Regions from separate parts of the Homo sapiens genome. Here regions 2 and 3 are each linked to region 1. The links are chromatin contacts, found by Hi-C or POLR2A ChIA-PET in ENCODE. All regions are on one chromosome and are shown on one strand. Each heading gives the region's core, a stretch centred on a gene start or an enhancer-like site at or near the end of the contact. The rest is flanking DNA. Distances are from core to core; before and after follow the strand shown.

Region 1 (4,200 bases), core at 787-3,286:
CACCCAGCAAATGGTCTTACACAGGATACAGCTTCCAGTTGTTGGGTGCTTGCCACAGAGGTGCAGAGATTATGTTCTGTCTTAAAGATTTAAGAAATCATTTTCTTAAAAATTCTGCTAGGTATAGTGGTTCATACCTGTAATACCAACATTTTTAGAAGCTGGAGCAGGATGATCATTTGAGCCAGGAGTTTGAGACCAGCCTGTGCAATGTAGTGAGACCCGATTTCTACAAAAAATTTAAAAACTAGCTGGGTTTGGTGGCTACACCTGTAGTCCCAGCTACTTGGGAGGCTGAGGTGGAAGGGGTCACGAGCCTGGGAGGTTGAGGCTACAATGCGCCATGATCATGCCACTGCACTCCAGCCTGGCAACAGAGCAAGACCCTGTCTCAAAAAAAAAAAGTGTTATATTTACGAAATAATATTCATTCTGTATCTTTTTACTTAGGCGTATCTCCTTATCCTGGAACACTGATAATCCAGGTTTGTGTATTTATGCTTAGTCAGCTATCTTAAATGGAGGGAAGTGCAAATGGAACCAGTTGCACATTAATGCAGTTTAAATGGTAACAGCAAAGTGTTAGCCTGCTGTTAAAAGTTAGGAGGATCTTTCCTTCCCTACTTGGTATTTTTTTCTTTTTTTTTTTTTCTCTTTTTTTTTAAAGAGAAGATAGGGCCTTACTCTGTCGTTCGGGCTGGAGTGCAGTGGTTCAATCATAGCTCACTGCAATCTCCAACTCCTGGGCTCAAGGGTTCCTCTCAGGGCACCTTCCCAAGTAGGTAGCTAGAATTACAGGTGTGTGCTAACACACCGGCTGATTTCTGATTTTTTAAGTAGATGGGGGTGGGGTCTCACTTTGCCCAGGCTGGTCTCGAACTCCTGGCCTCAAGTGATCCTTGGCTTCCCAAAGTGTTAGAATTACAGGTGTGAGTCACTGCAGCTGGCCCTTTTTTGTTTTAAAATTATATGTAATTAGGTGGAAATTATCCTCTCCTTTTGTGTGAAGATTGAACAGTGATATCCTTGTTTCCTTAGTTTTATCTTTTGGAAGAAACAATTCTTCTTTTCATCCGGGAAAAGTAAGAACAGAATCTGTTTCAATTGCCTATTGCCTAGAAGTGTTACAGCTTTTATTTTGGTCACATTAAGTAATTCTTGATAAAGTGGTTAACATTTCTAGAAGGAATATTATTTTGGCAAGAGCTCAGATTTCACAAAACGTGTCTTAAAAATGGCTTTCGGCCAGGCGTGTTGGCTCACGCCTGTAATCCCAACACTTCGGGAGGCCAAGGTGGGTGGATCACGAGGTTAGGAGATCCAGAGCATCCTGGCTAACACGGGGAAACCCTGTCTCTACTAAAAATACAAAAAATTAGCCGGGCCTGGTGGCGGGCGCCTGTAGTCCCAGGTACTCGGGAGGCTGAGGCAGGAGAATGGCGTGAACCCGGGAGGCAGAGCTTGCAGTGAGCTGAGATTGTGCCACTGCACTCCAGCCTGGGCGACTGAGCGAGACTCTATCTCAAAAAAATAAAGTGGCTTTCATATCTCCACTTTTTCTAAGTTAGGACTTTGAAGGATATATTTAGATCCAGAGATACAAAATTTTTTAGTTTAATACCTTAATTTTATAGACGAGGAAATCTGAAGCCCAGATTAGGTAAGTGACCCAAATGAATAAATGAGCACACACAGCTTAATAACCCACAGAGCCAGAACCAAGTCCTGGCTTTCCTTCGCAAGCAGGACAGACTCTAATACATTAGCTCTTTTTTTCTCCCAAGTTAACTATGAAAATGGGAGAGAGATAGTACAGTGTTGATTGATCCTCCACATGACACAGAGAAACAGATTTTAAGGGCACAATTCACCATCTCTGGTTTTCTTTGCCTTTTGCCTCCCCACTCCTCCTATTTTCTTTAGACTGCACTTATTTAGGTACACTCTGATCACTTATCTCAGTGTCTTAGGGGGACTGGATTACTCCTGGCTGCCAGTCTTCTGCATGAAAGATGCCAGCGTTGCTCCATAAATCTGCCACCATGTGGCACTCACTCTCCCCTTCCTAGACACAGAGTCTCCTGGGTGTAAGAGCCCTTGTGGCAGCCAGTAATTGCTCAGGGACATGAGGCAGCCTAGCGATTAGGTTTGCAAGAAGCACATGGATTTATTTCCTCTCTCAAGTCCTCACATTGGTTGGTATAACTCTATTATTGGAAAGAGACATTAAGGTTTGAATGTTATCTCATGGATACTTGTGTGTTCAGATCAGTGCCTGGAAAGTTGATTATCAAACATTAAAGTGTACAGTGATCACAAGTCCTGCTTTGGCTTTATAAATATACACCTAAAATTATTCAGTAATTAACAATGATGGCGGTAAAGGCTGGAAACATGGAACTACATATGGGTGGAAAAAACCCACCACCATAGAAAATTGAAGGACACGGGTTTAAGGCAAATCATTTGGGACTAAGTTAACAGAGGCAGTTAAGGTATAATGTACTAAAGGTCCCTGACACTTCTGAGGCAGAGGCCTTTGCTAGGAGAGGTCTTCAAACACAGGAATCTATCGTACCACTTCAGAATTAGAAATGATGGCTGCAAAGGTAGATAAGGCTGAGGCTTTCTTCATCATTGGGCTGCTGCTTTGTCTCCCAGTAATTACTTCACTTTTTTCCCAGAGCCACTAGAGGGGGCCCTTGACACATGCCAACCCCTCCATTTTTTCAGTCTAGTTTTTCAAACTCTAGTTTCTTAGAGTAGAGTTCCAGGAGCAATGAGATGGTCAAGGTGTGACATTCTTGAGATTTCTCTGTTGCAAGAGTTTGAGCTACGTGTTAACTGCAGCTCAGTAATTGGATGCTTTTAGCCAAGGTACCTAGTGCTTGCAACAGGTTGGATTGCTGCTTAGAAAGGTATGCAGCAGCTGTTTAATGGGATCTTGTTAACAAAATTTGCAGTCTGTATTAGGGTTCTCTAGAGGGACGGAATAGGATAGATGTATATATGAAGGGTAGTTTATTAAGGAGTATTGACTCACATGATCACAAGGTGAAGTCCCGCAATAGACTGTCTGCAAGCTGAGGAGCAAGGAAACCAGTCAGAGTCTCAAAACCTCAAAAGTAGGGAAGCCAACAGTGCAGCCTTCAGTCTGTGGCTGAAGACCTGAGAGCCCCCGGCAAACCACTGGTATAAGTCCAAGAGTTCAAAAGCTGAAGAGCTTGGAGTCCAATGTTAGAGGACAGGAGGCATCCAGCACGGGAGAAAGATGAAGACTGGAAGTCTCAGGAAGTCTGCTCTTTCCATCTGCCTGTTTTATTCTAGCTGCACTGGCAGCTGATTAGATGGTGCCCACCCAGATTGAAGGTGGGTCTGCCTCTCCTAATCCACTAACTCAAATGTTAATCTCCTTTGGCAACACCCTCACAAACACACCCAGCAACAATTCTTTGCATTCCTCAATTCAATCAATTTGACAATATCAGCCATCACAGTCCTTTCTTGCAGTAGCCCTACTTGTTTCTCCTCAGAGCAGTTTTTTCCTCTATACTTTCTCAATCTTCATATAAACCCAGAAGAGTTTGTTCTATTATAATTTTCCTCATTTGCTCTGTCTCTAACCTTGCATCCCTTAATTGAAACAGCTTCACCTATGTTGCTTTTCAGTTTATCATTTTTAAGTCATCTCCCCAACAAGACACTCCGAATCAGCGTCTCTTATGTTCTTTCACAGAGTGAAGGGAATACTTGCTTCTTTTCTTGTTAGAAATCTTATTAGAATCCCTGTAGCCTTGCGATTATGTGGCTGTTATGTGAGATTATTATGTGCTTTAGGATTGTTCCAGAAGTCCCATTTCCCTACTGCTTAAGAATAAAGGGTTCATCCCCATGGTGAGCAGGCATGTGGGAGCCCACACACAGCCCTGCCCCTGTACCTCAGCACAGGGGTCACACAGCAGGCTAAATCTCATCCTCTGAGATGCAACATCTGCCTTGACACTGATGGGAATGCTGGCATGACCGTGGAGCATGGCCTTGTGATGGACAGAGCTCATCTCATTTGTGAGATTCTGAGAAACCTCAAAAAAGAGAAACCACTGAAGCTGGTGCCAAACAGGTCTTCTCAGTGATCCTTGCCTTTTAGTTTTTCTTTTTCTTATGCACATGCTTCTAGGCAGGGGGTCTGTTCATCTAACT
Region 2 (3,995 bases), core at 725-3,224, 170 kb after region 1:
GTGTGTTAGAGGAAACTTGGTAGGTTATGCATTTGTTCTTAAGGAGAAATTTTGTTGATATCAGTCCTAGGCACTATTTTATAAATGCACACATGTGGAAAAATCCCTTATTTTCCTGCTTTTTTTCTATATATAGATACAGGCAGATACACAGACAGATAGACACACCACATGTGGATGTCACTGGGGAGATGAAGGTGGGATTGAACTTAGCAGAGTCTCAAAGGGGGCTTCAGCTTTATCTGTCAAATATTCTTTTATTAAAAAATTTTGAAGCAAAATGACCATTACAGTAGCATTTATTCATTTTGGATAATGGGCACTGAATTCATAAGTGTTTGTTTTCCTCTTCATATTTCTGTATTTTAAAATTTTCAAAAAAAACCAAATATGGATATTAAAAATAAATTCTCACCTATAATACCATACCCTCATTTTATAAAAATAAAGAATATTTTCAAAGAAATAAAAATGGTTCAGAAGGATGGAAAGAAAACTATACTATGGGACTCGTTAGTTAAGTTGACATTAATCCTCTGCTTTAAGTCTTTCCTGTGATGACACTAGCAGAATGTGTATCATTTTCTCTGCATTTGCTGCAGGATCAGTTCTCTTTGGCAGGTTTTGAGCCGTTCTAATAAGTCCAGCATGAAAGGCAGGCCTCTCGTGTCAGTTCTAAACCCACCAGCTGCCCCATTGTGACTGCATAGTCCCCTGGTTCTGAGACTGTGCTCTGCCTGATAAGCGACGTACGGAGCACAGTGGACTGAAAGCCCGGGGATCTGATACCAAACATGTTAGTTAAACTCATGTTTAACTAACCCAAACTCATGTTTAACTGGCCCAAAGGAAGTAGGCCCAGAAATGTGGTTTTTGGAGCTCCCTTTAATGAACGTGTAAACAGAGGATAGAATATTGGCCTTACAGTTTAAAAACCCTCCTTCAAGTCCCAGTCAAGTCCCTTATTCACTGGATGACCTCACACGGTTCATCTGATCTTTCTTGGTCTCAGTCTTCTTACTATAGACTGGAAATGGTCATATTTGACTTAGCTGTCCATATGGCTGTTCTGGAGATGAGACAGCTAATGAAGTGAGAACACTCATTAACACACCAACTGAAAAACACAAAACAAAAGAGAGATGATAGGATTATATTGCTGTTATGAATCATTCCAAGAGGTGTCATGGTGATATGAATCATCATATGGTAATGTCATGGCTAAGGCCCAAACACAGAATAGCAGCATTGACCCAGTAGTCTCGAAATTAGTCACAGAGGCCAAGCTAGTGAAGACCCAGCAGCCCTATTGTTATCAAGAAAGAGCACTATCCAAAAGGTGTGTGGCCTCATCTTCTCCTTGCAAAGAGAGAATTCATCTGGTATATGTTGATAGGCGTGTATCCGACCACAGCTACCTCCATCAGCCCTGAGGACAGAGGCAGCCTGCATTCCAGTCCCAGCTCTTCTCTGTCTCGGTGTGTGACTTAGGCGGTTTCACAGAGGACGCCAACTTCATTGGCTTTTGCGGTTTTTTGTTTGTTTGTTTTTTGTTGTTTTCTTTTTGTTTGTTTTGTTTTGTTTTTGTCTGTAGAATGAGTGAGTTAAACTAAATTGTCTGTAAGGCCTCAGCTCACTCTTAAAGTGTGATCACTAGCTAGAGTTTGAACTTTAGCCCCAATATGACTGTTGTGTTGTCATTGTCACCTTTGTAACCTGACATTCAGGAATGTCCCTCTCTAGTTCATATTCTGACCTAGCTTCTGAAAGCATTATAGCAGAGTTGAGAATTTTTGATCTAGGAAAGATAAATATTAAAAAGAAATTCCCACCAAAATACCATAAATAAGGAATGTTTTAAAGAAAAATGGTTCAGAAGGAAGGAAAACTATAATGTAGTTCTTGTTAGTTAAGTTGACATTAATCCTCTCTTTGCTTTAAGTCTCTCCTGTGTTGACACTAGCAGAATGTGTCATAAAGACATGGAAAGATCATAAATTCTCAACTCTGCTCTAAAGATCTGACCTTCAGCGTTGCATTTATTTGGCCACACCTTTATAGTGTGGTCATACCTAGAAAATATTTTCTTGCCTGGTCATCAGCCCTCTCACCTCGATTACTTTCTATATTTTAGCACAAAAGAAGAAATGGCGCATTCACCACTCAGCCAGTTGCACTGGAAGTGAATTTAAATTCCTGAACTGGTTATCTTGGAAGATATTGTGCTTATTGCAGATGTGGCCGGTGCATGAGTTTAGGCACTACCATGCTCTGGGCTGTGGTTCTTGGCTCCTGCTTCTGGATGGCTGGACATTACCAGGAGAGAGCCTGCTGATACATCTACGCACATTCACTCTACTGCACTTCAGCTGTGTCCTTGTTATTCCACAGCCCTTTAAGTCCTGGTTCACCAACCAGATGTTAAGACTCTCTTGGATCCCTCAAATCCCATCCCCATGCCTGCTGCCTCCTCTCTCAGCAGTTGCCCACTCCTTATCTTCTAATCCTCTTTTCTCCCTATGATGATGATAGTGACCCTGTAGCTCCAACTACTGGGTCCTCACAGTCAGTCCACTCCTGCAGAGGAAACTGGAGGGTGACCAGGAACCTTCAAGTCAATGTGGGCCACAGACAGGAACCGTCTTTAAAAGATGGTTAAATGCCCGTGGTTTACGTAGGTTGGCTTTCTTTAAGCAAATAAAGGAAATGCATTGCTTCATGTCCAGCAAAGTACAGGGTGGATTCAGGAGAAGCTGGCTCAAGGCATTCCTAGGAAGTCATCAAGGAGCTGCCTGTACCTCTGTCTTCAGGCCAGCATCTTCTGAGTTGGCTTTATTCTCAAGCAGGCTGTCATTAAGTGATGGCTTAACAACAATTTAGCAACCATGGCATGACAGAGAATCATGCCTGATAGCTCTAACAAAGTATCCGAGAGTGTTCCCCCATGAGCCAATCACTGTTGCCAGAGGGATGTGGTTCTTGGACTGGCCAGGTCTGAGACACGTTGCTTGGGCCCCTATTTGTGCAGAATTGGCCCCTGACTACATTCCCAGAGGGTCTTTGGATGTTTGGTCAGATGGTCTGTACTCTGGGGGGATCAATTCATACCAGCAAGGTCCAGTCAGCCCCTACACCTACCACCGCCTCTCTAGTGGAAGCCACTTTTGCATCTAATTGTCTTGGGAATTGTGTTGGTTTTCTATTGCTGCTGTAACAAATTGCCACAAATTTAATGGCTTATAATAACATACATGTATTATCTTACAGTTCTGGAGGCCATAAGTCCAAAACCAGCCTCACTGGACTACGGTCAAGGTGTTAGTTCCTTCTGGAGGCTCTAAGGGACAATCTGTTTCCTGGTCTTTTCTAGTTTCTAAGAGGCTTCCTGCATTTCTTTGGCTCATGGCCCCTTCCTCCATCTTCAAAGCCAGCAGCAAAGCATCTTCTCTCCTCTCTGACTTCTGTTTCCATCCTTATATCTTCTCGCTGACTCTGATCCTCCTGCTTCCGTCTTAGAAGGACTCTTGTGATTACATTGGGCATACCAAATTAAATTCAGAAATTCAGATAATCAAGATCTTTAATTCAATCATGTCTGCAAAGTCCCCTTTACCATGTAAGATAACATATTCACAGCCTCTGTGGGTTAGAATGTGAACATTTTTATTATTCAGCCTACTGCAGGGATTATCCACTCAATTTAAAAACCTGAACTTAGACAGAGAAAGAGTGTACTGAAGCTCCTGCATTGGAGTGGGAAATTGTAGATAGTGACCTAGGAAGGTGACTTTGTACCTGCTTGTAGGTTTAGTTTTATTTGCTTCTTGGGTGTATTTAGATTGTCCTTTTTGAGCTGTTTGTGGGTTTTTCTCCACAGAATTGGGTACTCATAAAAGAGGTGTCCATATTGCCTCAAAGCCACCAGATTCTGATGAGCCATACCCCTTATCTTCCTTCTTCATTTTGTTCACGGCAATTACTTTGTGCCCATAAAG
Region 3 (4,520 bases), core at 891-3,390, 230 kb after region 1:
ACCTATCCCCAGGGATCAACTCCAGACTGCCCCTGCCTGACTCTGCCACAGCCTAGACACTGGGATTCCTCCTCATAATGCCCTACTAGGTCAGGGCACTTGGATACTAACCTTGCTTTCTTTTCTTTGTTTGTTTGTTTGAGACAGGCTCTCACTCTATCACCCAGGCTGGAGGGCAGTGGCACGCGATCTCAGCTTGCTATAGCCTCTATTTCCTGGATCCAAGCCATCCTCCTGCTTCAGCCTCCCAAATAGCTGGGACTACAGGCATGTGCCACCACCTCTGGCTAACTTTTTTTTGTAGAGATAGGGTTTCACTATGTTGCCCAGGCTAGTTTCAAACTCCTGGGCTCAAGCAATCCACCCACCTCAGCCTCCCAAAATGTTGGGATTACAGGCATGAACCATCAAACCTGGCAACAGCAACTGTTAACTGCCCTCTTAGGCAGTGGTTGGACATCTGGGCTCAACCCTGTCAACTCCCCATTCTCTTTTCCCACAATGGCAGTCATATAAAGGTGCCTATCCTGAGTGAAATTCCAAGCATGTTGGAGCAGGATGGCCCCAGAGACCCCCAAGCCTCTGCTCTTCCTTTTACAAGCCAGAAAACAGGCCCAGAGAAGAGAGGTGACTTGTTTGAGGCAACACAGCTTATTGGTATAGGGCCAAGACTAGAATCCAGATCCCTTGAGTCTTGCTGGGGCTACTTGGAGAGTTTATGATATTTCGATTACATTATCGTGTGAATTTTCCAGGTCTGGTCCTAGCTGGACTTTGGCACTCAGCAAGGGACTCAAGAGAAATCATGGATTCTCATGCTTTGGGTGCATCAGCCGCACCTGGTGAGCTTGCTAAAAATGCATATTCCTGGCGCCCCCATGGAGATTCTGACTCATTAGGTCACGGGGAGGACCCAGGCATTTGCATCTTAGCAAGCCTGGGGGGTAATTCAATGCAGGTGCAGTCCACCGATGACACTTAGAGAAACACTGCCCTAGATGTCAACCAGGGACTTCCCCAGTAGCTCCTGGAATAGAAGCAGCATTTATTTTACTGGGTGGTAGGGCCATTGAAGGTAGGGGCACTTTAGTGTGAAAAAGGCTTGACAGTAGGAGGCAGAGAAAAGGAGACCAGCATGGCCATGGCAGAAGGGGCTGGTGGCAGCTGGTGGGTGGGGGAGGCGGCGAAGGATGGGGGTGGGAGCGTGTCACAGTCATCGAACTGGGTTTGGGAGCATGTGTTATGATTTTTAGTTGGGTTCGTACTTACTGTGCTCAGGCAAAAGTCAATTTTCCAATGCTGTCTTTATCTTTGTTAATGGCTGGAAGTGTTGTGGTTATTAAACAGCTCCTCGAGATCTGATGGAAGCCCTGCTGCTGAAGACAGAGAGCTGTGTGGAGTCAGCAATCCTTACTCAGAGGAGAAACAAGGAACAGGGCCACTGCCCAGGGCCGCGTTGCTGTCAGCGAGGAACTCTGGGGTCACACACACTTTCTCTCCCTCTTCCACAAGACACTACTGCTGTCAGCTCGGCCCTGCTGATTCCTGAGTCCCCCTGCATGGCACACTTAGTGTACTCCATAGGGGCACTGTCTCTTGGCCTCTTCACAACTGGAGAAGCAGGTACTGTTATTCTCCCCATTTCATAGATGGAAAATGAGGCTCCGAGAGACAAAGTGGTTTGTCAAGGGTCAGACGACCAGTAAGTGGCAGAGTTGGGATTCAAACCCAGGTCCACATGACTGTCAAACCACACTCTTAGCCACTATTCTCCACTGCCTACCTCCTGTTCCTGCCTCTCCCTAAAGCCTCTAGACTCTGGGTCTGCCCAGAGCTGCTTGGATAAATTAGAAAGTCTAATTTAGCAATACTGCAGTTACCTATGGCTGAATTCCTGATTGTTAAATTCCAGAAACTGATTTCTCCAGTACCTCTCCTCCCTGGAAAGTAAAGAAAGGCCTCCACCCACAGCACTATACCCAGAGAAATACTGTTTCTTCCTTCTTCTCACTTGGGAGAATATTCCAGGGGAGCTGAGTCTGAGGGCAAGAGAGGAAGGAGGGCCCCGGGGGCTGCTCAAGTTCCTCCTGTTTCAGGGAGGAGAAGAAAGAGAAGCAGCTTGCTTTCTGCTCTCAGGGGACTTGGGGACAAAGGGGAGTGATCAAAAGGGGATTTCCCACAGCCCCAAAATGCTAGCCGGATTGCACTTGTGACCTCTCCTTCCTGAGTGAAACTAGATTGTTGACTTGCCTGCCACCTGTTTCCAACATGGAGTAGAGATGTTGCACATACATGATGCCATGTGTCCAGATTAAGACAACAAAAAATTATAAACAAGGATTGAAGAAAGTTGGAGGCAGCAAATATATGGTCTGTAAGGGCTCATACAGCAAGAGATGTGACTAGAAGCCTCCTGGGAGCCAAGGCAGAAAGAAAAAAAAAAAAAACATGCTCTGTCCTTAGGCTGGAGAGAGCATTCCAGGTTATCTGGGGAGATTGTTCTACTTGACTCTATATTCTGGAATAATTCTCCTGAGGGACAGTACAGAGGTACTGAGAGGTGTTGGAAAAATCCTTAGGGAGCTCACAGCCCAACATTGGAGAAGAGCATAGTGGGAGCGGGGACACTGGGATGGCTTCTGGTCTGTGTGAACTGGTTCCTGATGTTGGGGCAACACCTCCCAGTGTCCGAAGGCCTGATCCTTGCTCACACCTGCCCAGCCACCTGAGAGTGAGTATGCTGGCTGGAGTTCATGAATTTTTGTTTGGGTTTATTTTCAAGCTCTGTTTTTCAAATTTCTCTGTTAAGTGGCTGAACTTCCAGGAACCAGTGTTCACAGGCCAAGGAGGAGGCCACCATCATCTCTACTACCTGAGTGCCCTGCCACACCCACCTGACAATAGAGAGCTCTAGGGTGGGGCCCCTGCTCTTTGGATTGTTGGGGGAAATAAACCTCTCCAGCATTTATTCTTTGGGGTTACCCCAAACGGATGACCACAGCCAGGAGGGAACAAAGCCTGACTGGGAAGTGCTGATTCTCTCTGGCAGTTTGGGAACTTCCCCTCAAACCTGTCTGATAAGGAGCGGCCTAGGGAGGAGGGGTGCAAAAGGTGTGCCCCGTTTGCCCGTGAGATCTCTCACCATCACTGTATGCAAGCCTAGGAAGAACAGAGCTTTCTGGCTCAGGGACAGATCTCCATGCTGGGAATCAGGACCTTGAGTTCCTGGGTCAAATCCACAATGAACTCATTCTGAGATGTAGGCAAATGTTTACCTTCTGTTGCTTCGGTTTTCCCATCTGTGCATTTGATGTGTGCCTTGTGCGTGCCAGAGGTTTTTGGGAAGAAAATAAGAGTGGAGACTTGCTGTCAATCACAAGGTGGGGGGTGGTCACTTCTCTACCTGAATCTCCCACATGGGCCTGTGGGGAGCTATGGTCCTTATTACCATCCTCCTGCCCCCAGCAGGGGAGCCTACCCATGAGGCAGGCTTGCTTGGGGTCGGCCAGCCTGGTCTCTGTGGTTTTTGTCTCCTGGGCTCCTCGTATGGCTTAGCTTGGCCCTCCACCGACCCTACTTAATCTTGCCTCCTCTCCACCCACCTTCTCACCCCCACAGCCTCCATTTGTGGTTCAGCTATGCTCAGTGCCTCGGGGGTTCCCAAATAGGCCCCTTCCAGCTCCTTGATTTTGTAAATGGTTTTCCCACTGCTAGGAATACCTTTTGGCCCTTTCTGTCTACCTGGAAACTACGACTTTTTTTTTTTAACATTCTACTTAGGTGTTGTCTTCTTTACGAAGCCTTCCTTGACTTCTCTGACCTCCCTGCAGGTATTGCTGGTCCCCCACTGTGTCCCAGAACACTTTGTACCCCTAGCCCAGACACACACACAAAGGCCCCTCTTTTTTTTTTTTCTTTTTTTTTTGAGGCGGAGTCTCACTCTGTCACCCAGGCTGGAGTGCAGTGGTGCCATCTTGGCTCACTGCAAGCTCCGCCTCCCGGGTTCACGCCATTCTCCTGCCTCAGCCTCCCGAGTAGCTGGGACCACAGGTGCCCGCCACCACGCCTGGCTAATTTTTTGTATTTTTAGTAGAGACGGGGTTTCACCATTTTAGCCAGGATGGTCTCGATCTCCTGATCTCGTGATCTGCCAGCCTTGGCCTCCCAAGAGGCCCCTCTTTTATAGCCCTTATCATGTTTCCTTGTTATCTGTTTATAGATTTGCCTCTGCAGTAGTCATTGAGTCTCCAAGGTCAAGAAGTGTATCCTGCTTCCCCTGTGCACACTGGTATCCCCACTACAGAGCAGATACCAGTGAATGTTAGTTGAAGGACTAAGTTATCTGTTGCTCACTTCTGGGACTTGCTGGAGCAACAGAGACCTGAGTCCTAAGTCTCTGCCCAGTCACACACTGCCCAGGTACCAACCCATGGTACCTCTGCCCAAGTACCATGAGGACTGGCACAGCTGGCTGGCTCTAGGAGCAGGGTGGGTCCTTGGAGCAGTGCCAGGGAGCACCC

Evidence for each region. Hi-C counts contacts between places; a loop is a spot of excess contacts on that map. ChIA-PET counts read pairs that join two places held with the same protein, here RNA polymerase II (POLR2A). Pooled maps may share reads with other maps.
Region 2: a loop to region 1 is called in a map with no recorded cell type, with 13 times the contacts of the local background. The contact joins two enhancer-like sites. A Hi-C loop is called at or near these places in 1 of 168 maps with a recorded cell type or tissue (gastrocnemius medialis), 6 of 37 single-sample maps with no recorded cell type and 15 of 50 pooled maps. POLR2A ChIA-PET finds 5 or more read pairs at or near these places in 2 of 52 experiments (OCI-LY7 and activated CD4-positive, alpha-beta T cell).
Region 3: a pooled map shows a loop between it and region 1 (6-fold over the local background). The contact joins two enhancer-like sites. A Hi-C loop is called at or near these places in 2 of 37 single-sample maps with no recorded cell type and 4 of 50 pooled maps. POLR2A ChIA-PET finds 5 or more read pairs at or near these places in 3 of 52 experiments (GM12878, WTC11 and activated T-cell).

Annotation. Positions count from the first base shown.
Region 1 is chr10:110,607,780-110,611,979 of GRCh38, forward strand. No RefSeq gene overlaps it. Among named protein-coding and RNA genes, the nearest start is that of RBM20, 34 kb to the right of the region's middle. RefSeq lists an enhancer at 3,478-4,200. Within about 2 kb of position 2,037, at least 2 of the 41 ENCODE cell types and tissues checked have a DNase peak (open chromatin) inside an H3K27ac peak, as active enhancers do.
Region 2 is chr10:110,773,122-110,777,116 of GRCh38, forward strand. All of the region lies in intron 1 of RBM20 (RNA binding motif protein 20), which reads left to right. Among named protein-coding and RNA genes, the nearest start is that of PDCD4-AS1, 96 kb to the right of the region's middle. RefSeq lists enhancers at 1,362-2,561, 1,452-1,641. Within about 2 kb of position 1,975, at least 4 of the 41 ENCODE cell types and tissues checked have a DNase peak (open chromatin) inside an H3K27ac peak, as active enhancers do.
Region 3 is chr10:110,841,056-110,845,575 of GRCh38, forward strand. No RefSeq gene overlaps it. Among named protein-coding and RNA genes, the nearest start is that of PDCD4-AS1, 28 kb to the right of the region's middle. RefSeq lists enhancers at 1,503-1,572, 1,643-1,722, 1,853-1,912, 1,983-2,052, 2,063-2,122 and 2 more. Within about 2 kb of position 2,141, at least 10 of the 41 ENCODE cell types and tissues checked have a DNase peak (open chromatin) inside an H3K27ac peak, as active enhancers do.